Regions from separate parts of the Mus musculus genome. Here regions 1 and 2 are each linked to region 3. The links are chromatin contacts, found by Hi-C or POLR2A ChIA-PET in ENCODE. All regions are on one chromosome and are shown on one strand. Each heading gives the region's core, a stretch centred on a gene start or an enhancer-like site at or near the end of the contact. The rest is flanking DNA. Distances are from core to core; before and after follow the strand shown.

Region 1 (3,623 bases), core at 236-2,735, 140 kb after region 3:
ACATACAAGAAGCCTACAGAACTCCAAATAGACTGGACCAGAAAAGAAATTCCTCCCGACACATAATAATCAGAACATCAAATGCACTAAATAAAGATAGAATACTAAAAGCAGTAAGGGAAAAAGGTCAAGTAACATATAAAGGCAAGCCTATCAGAATTACACCAGATTTTTCACCAGAGACTATGAAAGCCAGAAGAGCCTGGACAGATGTTATACAGACATTAAGAGAACACAAACTGCAGCCCAGGCTACTATACCCAGCCAAACTCTCAATTATCATAGAGGGAGAAACCAAAGTATTCCACGACAAAACCAAATTCACGCATTATCTCTCCACGAATCCAGCCCTTCAAAGGATAATAACAGAAAAAAACCAATACAAGAACGGGAACAACGCCCTAGAAAAAACAAGAAGGTAATCCCTCAACAAACCTAAAAGAAGACAGCCACAAGAACAGAATGCTACCTTTAACAACTAAAATAACAGGAAGCAACAATTACTTTTCCTTAATATCTCTTAACATCAATGGTCTCAACTCGCCAATAAAAAGACATAGACTAACAAACTGGCTACACAAACAAGACCCAACATTTTGCTGCTTACAGGAAACTCATCTCAGAGAAAAAGATAGACACTACCTCAGAATGAAAGGCTGGAAAACAATTTTCCAAGCAAATGGTATGAAGAAACAGGCAGGAGTAGCCATCCTAATATCTGATAAGATTGACTTCCAACCCAAAGTCATCAAAAAAGACAAGGAGGGACACTTCATTCTCATCAAAGGTAAAATCCTCCAAGAGGAACTCTCAATTCTGAATATCTATGCTCCAAATACAAGAGCAGCCACATTCACTAAAGAAACTTTAGTAAAGCTCAAAGCACACATTGCGCCTCACACAATAATAGTGGGAGACTTCAACACACCACTTTCACCAATGGACAGATCATGAAAACCATGCATTTTAATAAGATTTCCAGGTCACACTCGGGCACATGAACATCAGATGTGCGCTGCTGTAAAGAACACAAAAGTTGTTAATAAATTGGAGTCACCACCTAGAATCGACTTAGTTTCCTAAATGAGCTTCGTGTATATATTAAAAAACAATAGGCAGTGAGCAGAGGAGGCTGCCAATGGACCTAATCCATGCATTTGCAGATAACTGGGCATTGACTCCCCCGGCTTCTTCTGTTGGGGGTGAAACTGCAAGCCCTGGCTTTCTGCTGGGTCCTTGTTCTTTTCCTTTTTAGGAGAGGTTGCAGTCCCACTGCAAGGCTAACCCTGGAATCTGAGCAGAAACCCACAGCCACATCCCATTAGCTAATAGCATTGGGTGGTAAGGCCCCTGGAGAGAGACTTCAGCTGGGAACACTGCAGCCAAAGCCCCTCTAATAGCCCAGTCAGCTGTCGGGGCTGTAAACACATTTCTTCCCATTTAGTGCTGTTTACCCCTCTCTGTGACCTCTCACGCTTCCTGCACCCCGGCCACGTGGCCCAGATGGCATAATCTGTCAGGCCAAAGCAGGTGACAGTAGGACTTGATGTTAGGTAATCAGGGCCTATAATTAGCCAGGGTGGAAGTGGTAATGGGAACAACTGTAGGGCTGGGGGAGGGGAAGGCGGGGAAGCTATTCCTGGTTGGAAGACCAGCAAGGGAGAAAGGCCTGCTCCCTCTCCCACCCCTCCCACTTCCTCACTCACTGTGCATTTTGTAGCTCGAGATATGAACGTGTGCTACTGGCTTTTTTCTCCTTGAAGGTCAGACCTGAGCACTAGCAATTTAGTAAGGGAGTCATTTGGCAGATGATCAATTTGATTTCATAGGTGCCGTTCCAGAACTCTGTGGTTCAGTTTGATAATTAGTTGGCTACAGCACCTTGTAGGAACAAGGGTGGGGGAGAGCTGTAGAGAGTTAGCTTAATTTTGGGGAGTCAGACACAATGGCACTCAGGCCCTGGCCCTGCTGACCCCCCTGACTCCCAGCCAGTTAACATCGTCCGGTCTGCCAGCCTGGCTATATCTGACAGAAGCAGATCCCAAGACTTAGCTCCTGTGTACCACCTTAGGTATCACGTCCACATACTGCATCAGTACCACCAGAAACATATCAAACACAAGGTAGGGGGTGTCTGGAAGCTTCACCTTTCCTCCACTTGGATTGGTCTGAGTTCAAACACATCAGCAGTACAAAACCAATGAACCAAACAAATCACTCATCACAGATGGGAGAAGATCTTGTGGGTCAGAGAAACAACTGGCTTATTTTTTTATCAGAGATGGCAATCAGTGAGGTAGGCTGTGTGCGAAGCTTGCATCAGGAGATCTGTCCCTGTGAAAGCAAGGAGAACACTGAAGGCTGGGACAAGTGCAGTCTTGCTGGTCATGGGTAACCCTCTTCAGACAGCAGACACAGGTCTCCATGGGGACTTTACTGGCTATTTCAACTGTACTGAGTTGAAATTATAAACAGAAACCACCCCGTGAATCCTAGACCCTCATAATGTCTTGGATTGTCTGCTGATTTCTTTTTTTCTCCCTCCCCTACAGAAGCTAAAAGAAAACATGAACCACTCATAATCTCAGAAATACCAAGTTACAACTTGTTAAATATTCTTCTAGAACATTCTAGATATGATCTTTTTATTTCATCAAAATTGGTCTGAGTTGCTAACTTGTACCATAATCTCCCCTTCACCAAAAATACTGAATATTATTTTATTTACATGGGAATATTTTTATAACTTTTAAAACTTTCTCCCATAGTTAATTCACCAGTTTATAAAGAAGAACCAACCTGTCTTTTTACCAGTTTATTTTAAAAGACTATCCTAAAATTTCCCCTAATAACAATGGATATTTCATTTTTTTTTTCCTCACAAGGTTAGGCAATCCTATTATCAAATTCCAGAATTCAAATACCTACTTGCAGCCATGCCTGTTTGCTGCCCCAACCATCTTCCAGTTAATAATAACTAAGGTGTTCTTGAGATGCCCCACGTGCCTGACCTGTCTCTTCCCAGTTGGAAATGTAAGTTGCTTATCATTTATGACTTCAAAGAACACCACAGTGTTCTAGTCAGAGATGTATTTTTGTTTTTGTTCTTTTGAGACAGGGTCTCACTATGTACCCCTGACTAGCCCTGAACTTACTATTTAGGAAAGGCTATCTTTGAACTCACAGTATTCTACCTATCACATACTGGAATTAAAAGAGTACACAGAATTAAAAGAACTCACGGTATTCTACCTGTCACATACTGGAATTAAAAGAATACACCTTGATGCCTGACTGGATTGTGTTTTTTGTCTTGCTAGAGTTAATAAACATATGTCATTTCATTTCACAAGGAGGGTTACATATTTTAGATCTCGTGGCCTAAGGGAAAGTGAGAATTAAAACAAATCTCTAAGTCTGTAGAATTTTGCACATTCCTTGGGGGATTTTCTGACCAAAAGATTCAAAAGGATTTAATTGATAATGAATGTGGCCATTACAAAATTGCTTTTCCAAATGTTGGCAGTGGACTTTGCGTGACTCCAGAAGCTACAAAATCATATTGCTCTGCACTTTCAGAACAGAGGTAAATTCCTGAGCCCAACACTTGAATGATGATCTGA
Region 2 (3,131 bases), core at 507-3,006, 180 kb after region 3:
GCCTTAGCTCTACGACCTCATGCTGGGAACTGCTTCCCCAGGGTGTCCTTACCTTAACATCAAGAGGGGAGACCAGATTCACTCTTTCTGCTCTACTATCCCAGGCTCCCCACAGGGTAGAAAAGACTTGCCACAAACCACAGTCTTGTAGAGATTTGCCTTTACTACCCCAGCTTTAGAAAGTAGAGGTCACAAGTAGATACATTAGAGAAACATGGCAAAGTCTGGGCTCACTTTACCACTCATTAAGTTTTATTGCAAAGTAGTAAAAGAATCCTTCCAACTTTGTAGCCCCTATCCCTATCACCATCATTACCACAGTAGCGGTAGTAAATATTCATTAACTGCTTCTCAAACTGTTTCATTTGACCCCTACAAACAACTCACAAAGCAGATACCATTATTAACACCACACAACAGATGAGGAAATAGGACACAGAGCAGGGATCCTCGCCAGGGTTATGTAAGCTTTGATCATGGTGGCTTGACTTACCAGTTAGACTTGTGGCCATGCACTTACTTGGCAAATGATGTCAACAGATCAAGCCACAGGCTATAGAACATTGGGTAGAGAACTTGGGTGAGTGTCTGTCCAGAGAGCAGGCACGCAGTGTTCATCTGGTGCCCATCCCTGGCCCACTGAAGGCCAACACCAAATTGCACAACTTTTCTAGGCCATGAAGTCCTAGGTTGGCTGGGACATGAGAGGGTCATGCAAGAGAGTTCCATCTATAGTCAGGCTTAGTTGGGTCAGGGTGCCTCATGGATGAATGCTAGTACCATGTAGCCAAGGAAATGCATTGGCTGTACTTGGTGGTGCTAGAGAATGAAGGGGAAGGCTATGGTCAATAAGAGACATGGAGTAGTTTATGTTCAAGGAGAGATGGAAAACAGAAAATTTGGTTGGCTGGTAGAACCTTTATAATGCTTGGTTTGGTATTAAAAGAAAAACTTCATTTGCAGATACCATGAGTCCTTGACTATGCCATTCATTCAGATTGATCAGAAAGGCCCAAAGTCATCCTCTCTGGAGAACTTTGGAAAAAGAAAAATAAGACAGAGTTGCTTGTGATTGTCTAAGAAATTTCCTGAATGTGGTCCCAAGTGCTTCTCTGACAACACATTGTCCAGTTAGCATTTTGCTTGGCAGGAACGTCTTGTCATTTCTACACAGACACACTAAGAATAAACCATGAGTCATTGAGCAGCAGCGTGGTGAGGCTGTGGCAGAGCTGGGACACACTCAGCTCATGTGCCAGTCCCCTAGGACAGCTTTATGCATTCTTTTCAGAGGCTATGATGGCTTCCTTTTTTTTTTTTTTTTTTTTTTACTACTAAATCTACTCTCTGAGACATAGTATTAGACAAGTCTGATCCTGCTGAAGTGCTGGAAGCTCCCCGCTGCTCTGAAGATGGCCTACCAATATGTGACAGTTCTTGCTGGCTCTGGACTGAGTGTCTCTGAATTGTCAGATGCTCTTATATACCAATCCCCTCCTAGTTTTCTGGATACCCGCTCATGTTCTGACTGCCTTCCGCTCTCTCATAGTTTTCCCTCTTCCTGGAGCCTGCTCTCCTTGTCTGAAATGGCAGGTATTTCCTCATTCTCCTATTTCAGTTGACCATCCCCTGTCCAGGGGAGACTTCCTGTTTCCTAAGCCATGTCAACCACCGAAGTCCTGCTGCACCTCCCATTGTGAAATGCACCACTGTGCTGCCTGGCTATTTTTGACTCTCTCTTCCTTACAAGATAGTGAGCTTCACTGGCCAGATAGCCTGCCTAGGATGATCAGGGCTCTTTGCACTTGTGGAGTTAGTGTGGAAGAGGCAGGGAGTTAATTCCAGATCACTGAAAGCCGAGTCTGGAGTCTAGGAACTCCAAAGTCCCCGTCCCAGATTGCCTATCCAGATCTCGTGTCTCTGCACCAACCATGTTAAAAACTGGCAAGAAATGATTCTTCCCGTTCTTATGTTCCCCCTTCAAATATTGCAGACCGCTCTGCTCTTTGTATTTTCTCTGCCAGTCAAGATTTATGTCTTAGCTCTTTCACACTTTTTTTCTATTTCATTAATCTCCTGAATGCACTTTGGACACACTCAAGCTCCCATGGGTTTTGTTTTCTCACCCTCCTTTCACTTTCCTAATACCCTTAAAAAAAAAAAAAGACCTGGAGTAGCAAAGCTCTTTATTCATTGACTCTGTAGACAGTTACTGAGCTTGGTAAGCAAAATAGTGAAATGCAGAAGGCATGGTTCTAATCTTCTAGAAGCCATAGTTCTAATCATGCATGCTTCTGTGCCAGGATGGGACCATACTGGGGCATTCCTTCATATGGCTATCACACAGGATGCAGGCCCTTTGCCCTTTGCCATTTGCCCAGTGTTTTTGGAAGGCTATTCCTGGATCCTCTGATCCCTTCCTCATCTTTCTCCATACTCTGAGTTGCAAATTTTCATCCTCACTGGGATCATGGAAGGTACTAGGCTGCTCTTCCTGGCTAGCATCCTCTCTGAGAGAAGATTAAACACAGTCTGGAGTCTGGAGACCTGGTTTGAAATTTAGGTTAGAAAGCGGTCAGTCTGAGTTAGGAAGGCCTGCCTTTGTCAGCAAACTGACAGAGTTTGCTGTTTGCTGCTGCTGTTGTTTTTGTTTGATTGATTTTGAGAAAAGGTTTCTCTTTGTAGCCCTGGATGACCTGGAACTCACTCTGTAGACCTGGGTGACCGCAAACTCAGAGATCTGCCTGCCTCTGCCTCTCAAGTGCTGAGATTAAAGCTTGTGCCAGTCACCATGTTCAGTGAATTTTCTGAGTTTTAATCTTAATTTTTTTTGAAATTTATTTAATTTGACTTTATGTGGGATAGTATTTTTCTCTTAAAAGCCAGAAGAGGGTGTCAGATTCCCTGGGACTAAAGTTACAGAGGGCTGCCAGCTGTCATGTGAGTGTTGGGAATCGAACCTCCTCTGCCTCTGGAAGAGTGCTCTTCAGATCTCTGAATTTGACTCTTGACCATGTTTATTGCTAATTGCATACATTAGAAAGGCTTGTCAGGTTCCCTGCATTAATCACCCATGCAAAGGAAGAATGGCTTGTCTTACAGAGGTTTTATGAAGACAAAGTGATGGATAT
Region 3 (3,362 bases), core at 541-3,040:
GCAGCCTGGTGCTGCTGCTGCAGCTGCGGGCTGACGGGTGACCTCCGGCTCTGCGGCTGCTGCGGCGCCGCCGCCGGCGGCTGCTGTTGAGGTAAATTCATGGCGGGCGGCGCGGGCACCGTGGGAGCAGAGAACGGGCCGCCGAAGCCGCCGCCGCCGCCGCCACCGCCGGCCGGCACGCTGAGCCCCGCGCAGCCGTGCGGCGACACCGGCGAGAAGCTCGGGAAGAAGGCCGGGTTCATGGACGATGGCAGCCCGGGGTAGAAGCCGTTCTCCGAGTCCGGGCTGGGCGGCGGCATGGCGCTCAGAGAGCCGCCCGCGCCGCCGCCGCTGCCCGGGGTGGCAGCCGAGGAGCCCGGGGGCTGTGGTTGCGGCGGCTGCTGGGGCGGCTGCGGCTGCTGGGGTGGCTGCTGCTGGGTCGCCGGCGGAGGCTGGGGCGGCGGCGGCGACGCGGTCTGCACCGACCAGGGGGTGCCGAAGCCGGGCAGCGGTGGGGGAGACGCGGAGCCGCCTCCCCCTCCGGGGGGTCCCCCGCCCCCGCCGCCGCCGGGGTGCGGCAGGTCCGGGCTCTGCAGGCTGCTGAAGGCGCTGGTGCCGAGCGCCGCGCCGGGCAGGAGGGTGCTGGGGCTGTTGAGCAGAGGGTGGTTGGGCGACTCCATGGAGCCCGGCGCGGGGTTCACCGGCGGCGTCGAGGGGGGCAAGCCCGCATTGGGGGGCTCGGCGGCGCTGCCCTCGCCCGCGGCCGGGGTCTGGCGAGGGCTTCCCGCGCCTCCGTGGCGGCGCCGCGGAGCTGCGGGCGGCGAGGGCGGGAGCTGCGGGAGCTGGGGCAGGTCGACCGGGCGCTGCCGCTGGGCGAAGTCCTGCGGCGGGAGGTGCTGCGTGTGCGGGAGGCTGAACGGCTGAGAGCGCTGGGCGAGCGGCGCCGACTGCAGGAGCGGCCCGGGCGGTGGTGGCGGCGTTGGCGGTGTTGGGCTGAAGCGGCCGGGGCAGTGGAGCGGCGGCGGCGGCGGCGGCGGCTTCGCGTCCGGAGGGTGGGGACGGTGTGGCGGGCTCAACTCTTTCCTCTTCTGGCTGCTCAGCTGCTGCTGCTGCCGCTTACTGAAGTCCTGCGGGGAGGAGGTGCGGCAGCAGCAGCAGGAGGAGGCGGAGGAGGAGGAGGGGTGGTGCAGACTCGGTTTGAAGTCCTGGGAGGGGAGGAGGTGGGTCACACCCGCGTTCGTGCCGCCGCCGGGGTGGTGGCTGGGGAGCTGCTCTGCGGCCGCCGCCCCCGAGAGCGGCCTCGTCGGCTGCTGTGTCAGCCCGAGCAGTAGCTCATCCTGCACGGCCTGGGGATGCGCCACGAGCGGGGAGGAAGAGGAAGCTGCGGCTGAGCTGGCCGCGCCGCCGCCCGAGGGGATGGCGAAGGGGGAGGCGGCCTCGGAGAAGCCGGTGACAGGCAACGGCGGCGGCGACAGCGGGCCGAAGGGCGTGGCGGGCGGCCCGGCGGCGAAGGGCCGGTAGGCGCTGCCGCCGGGCGAGGATCGTGGGCTGCCGCTGCGCAGCAGGGCAGTGTGCAGCACCCCGAACCCGAAGTCCCGCATTTATCAGGCCGGCGGCCGCGGCAGGAGACGCACCCCGTCCCCTGCCCCGCCTAGAAAGCCCCGGGAGCCGTGGCGGCGCGGCCGTGGTGGAAGGATGGGGTCAATGGGAAAGGGACACTGTGACTGAGCCGGGGCACCGACTTGGGGCCCCGCCGCCCCTCACGGAGGCCACCGCCGCCTCCCGGAACCGGCTCCGGCACCACCGCCGCTGCCTCGGCCGCCGCCGCCCTCGCCGCTTAAGAACCCCGGAACGTGCGTCAGCAGCCACCTCACAATCGCGCCGCCCCTTGTCGCGCGCCCTGGCACGCGCGAGCGCGCCGCCGCCGCCGCCGCCGGCCTCGCCCCGCCCCGCCCCTCATTAGCGTGCGTTGTGGACCCTGCGAGGCAGCGGGCGCGCGCGGCGCGTCCCTCAGTCCAGGACCTTGAATGGAGCCCAAGGGGGTGAAAAAAAAGCCGGTGGAAGTTGGGGAGACGGCTAATGGGTCTCGAGCACCGTGCGCGTGCGCACGGAGGCGAGCACGCGCGGGCGTTGCGGACGGTTCCTGGGCAACCGCCCCTCCTGTCCCCTGTCGCACGCGCCCCCTCCTCAGGCCCCGCCCTGTCCCAGCCCCTGGGGTCACGTGAAGTGCCGCTGTCCCAGACCTGCTAGCAGGACTAGGGCGCTAAGCTTGCAGGACTCTAGAAGGTCCCATGCTCTGTGGTCGGGTGCGAGCCGCGCGTGCTGTCACCCACCCTTGCCACCGCTGGAAGGCATTTTTTTTTGTTTGTTTTTTAAGAGTAAAACGCGAAACACCGGCGCCTTTTGCAGCAAACATTTCCACTTCAGCAAGGGGAACAAAGTCTGGGAGCCGACAGGGCTCTGCGTGGTTACTCGCGCAGGAGAGCTCTGAGTAGGTTCTGAGACCAGCTCCTCCTGGCCCCGCTGCTGCAAGCCCTGGGTGCGCTGTCACCACAACCCAGGGGTGCCGGACTCCTCCTCTACAAGTTCTTTCTGGCTTCCTTCCCCCGGGAGACTCTCATCGGAACATTTCCGAAGCTTTATTAATTTTCAAGGGAGAAAGATTTCTCACATCAGGGGGGAAAGGAGATTGTGACTCAGCAGCGGACTTGTTGAGGCTTGTAAAGTGGAAGGGGAAAGGCTTTCCATGTAGACAGAGGAGCGCTGGATGGGGACTTAATCCAGTGTAATTCCTCCCCACAGGAACATTTTACACAGAGAAAACCACACTTGACTGTTTAGTCCAATGATAACTGATCCACACGACATAATAAAGAATTGTATGTTCTTAGTTTTTATTTTTAAGTTTTCCTGGTGCTTAGAAAACTGAAATTACTGAATGGATTCCAGAAATACCTACTGAAATCTCAACAGTTTGCAGAAAGTTGATTCAGACTGGACTAATGATGTTGTAACTTACTAGTCTCTTAAGGAAGTTAGGTAGATGTCTTTCTGAAGCCCCTGTCAGTTGAATTTGGTTCCTCATCTTATTTCAAAAGTATGCAAGTCAAATAATCAGTAAAAAGAGAACAGCACTTCAAAAAGAAAATACTTTATAAGATCTATGTGTGATTAATAAGCTAAGTTTCCCAAAAACATATTTTATAAAATTCATTTACTTCAGAAATTAGCATGATAAGCAGAATGTTGTTTAAAAGTTAATCTCAATAGCATATTTAACAAACAAGGTAGATATTGATCTGGAAAAGTGCTTCCTTTAAATTACAATATGTAAAAGGCAGCATACATTAGAATTAAAAGTTATCAATAAGTTATCAGTGTCA

What was found. Hi-C counts contacts between places; a loop is a spot of excess contacts on that map. ChIA-PET counts read pairs that join two places held with the same protein, here RNA polymerase II (POLR2A).
Region 1: a loop to region 3 is called in a map of heart, with 2.4 times the contacts of the local background. The contact joins the enhancer-like site here to the promoter of Cpeb2 in region 3. A Hi-C loop is called at or near these places in 3 of 37 maps with a recorded cell type or tissue (heart and left cerebral cortex). POLR2A ChIA-PET finds 5 or more read pairs at or near these places in 1 of 5 experiments (Patski).
Region 2: a map of heart shows a loop between it and region 3 (2.2-fold over the local background). The contact joins the enhancer-like site here to the promoter of Cpeb2 in region 3. A Hi-C loop is called at or near these places in 1 of 37 maps with a recorded cell type or tissue (heart). POLR2A ChIA-PET finds 5 or more read pairs at or near these places in 1 of 5 experiments (Patski).

The regions. Positions count from the first base shown.
Region 1 is chr5:43,092,478-43,096,100 of GRCm38, reverse strand. No RefSeq gene overlaps it. Among named protein-coding and RNA genes, the nearest start is that of Gm43700, 56 kb to the right of the region's middle. Within about 2 kb of position 1,485, at least 1 of the 3 ENCODE cell types and tissues checked has a DNase peak (open chromatin) inside an H3K27ac peak, as active enhancers do; it is heart, where a contact is called at or near this core.
Region 2 is chr5:43,046,961-43,050,091 of GRCm38, reverse strand. No RefSeq gene overlaps it. Among named protein-coding and RNA genes, the nearest start is that of Gm43700, 10 kb to the right of the region's middle. Within about 2 kb of position 1,756, at least 1 of the 3 ENCODE cell types and tissues checked has a DNase peak (open chromatin) inside an H3K27ac peak, as active enhancers do; it is heart, where a contact is called at or near this core.
Region 3 is chr5:43,231,681-43,235,042 of GRCm38, reverse strand. Cpeb2 (cytoplasmic polyadenylation element binding protein 2) reads right to left here and starts at 1,790. Exons shown (of 12, transcript NM_001368806.1): 1 at 1-1,790. The coding sequence starts at 1,580. It overlaps Gm7854 (predicted gene 7854), which reads left to right. Exons shown (of 8, transcript NR_028417.2): 1 at 1-91.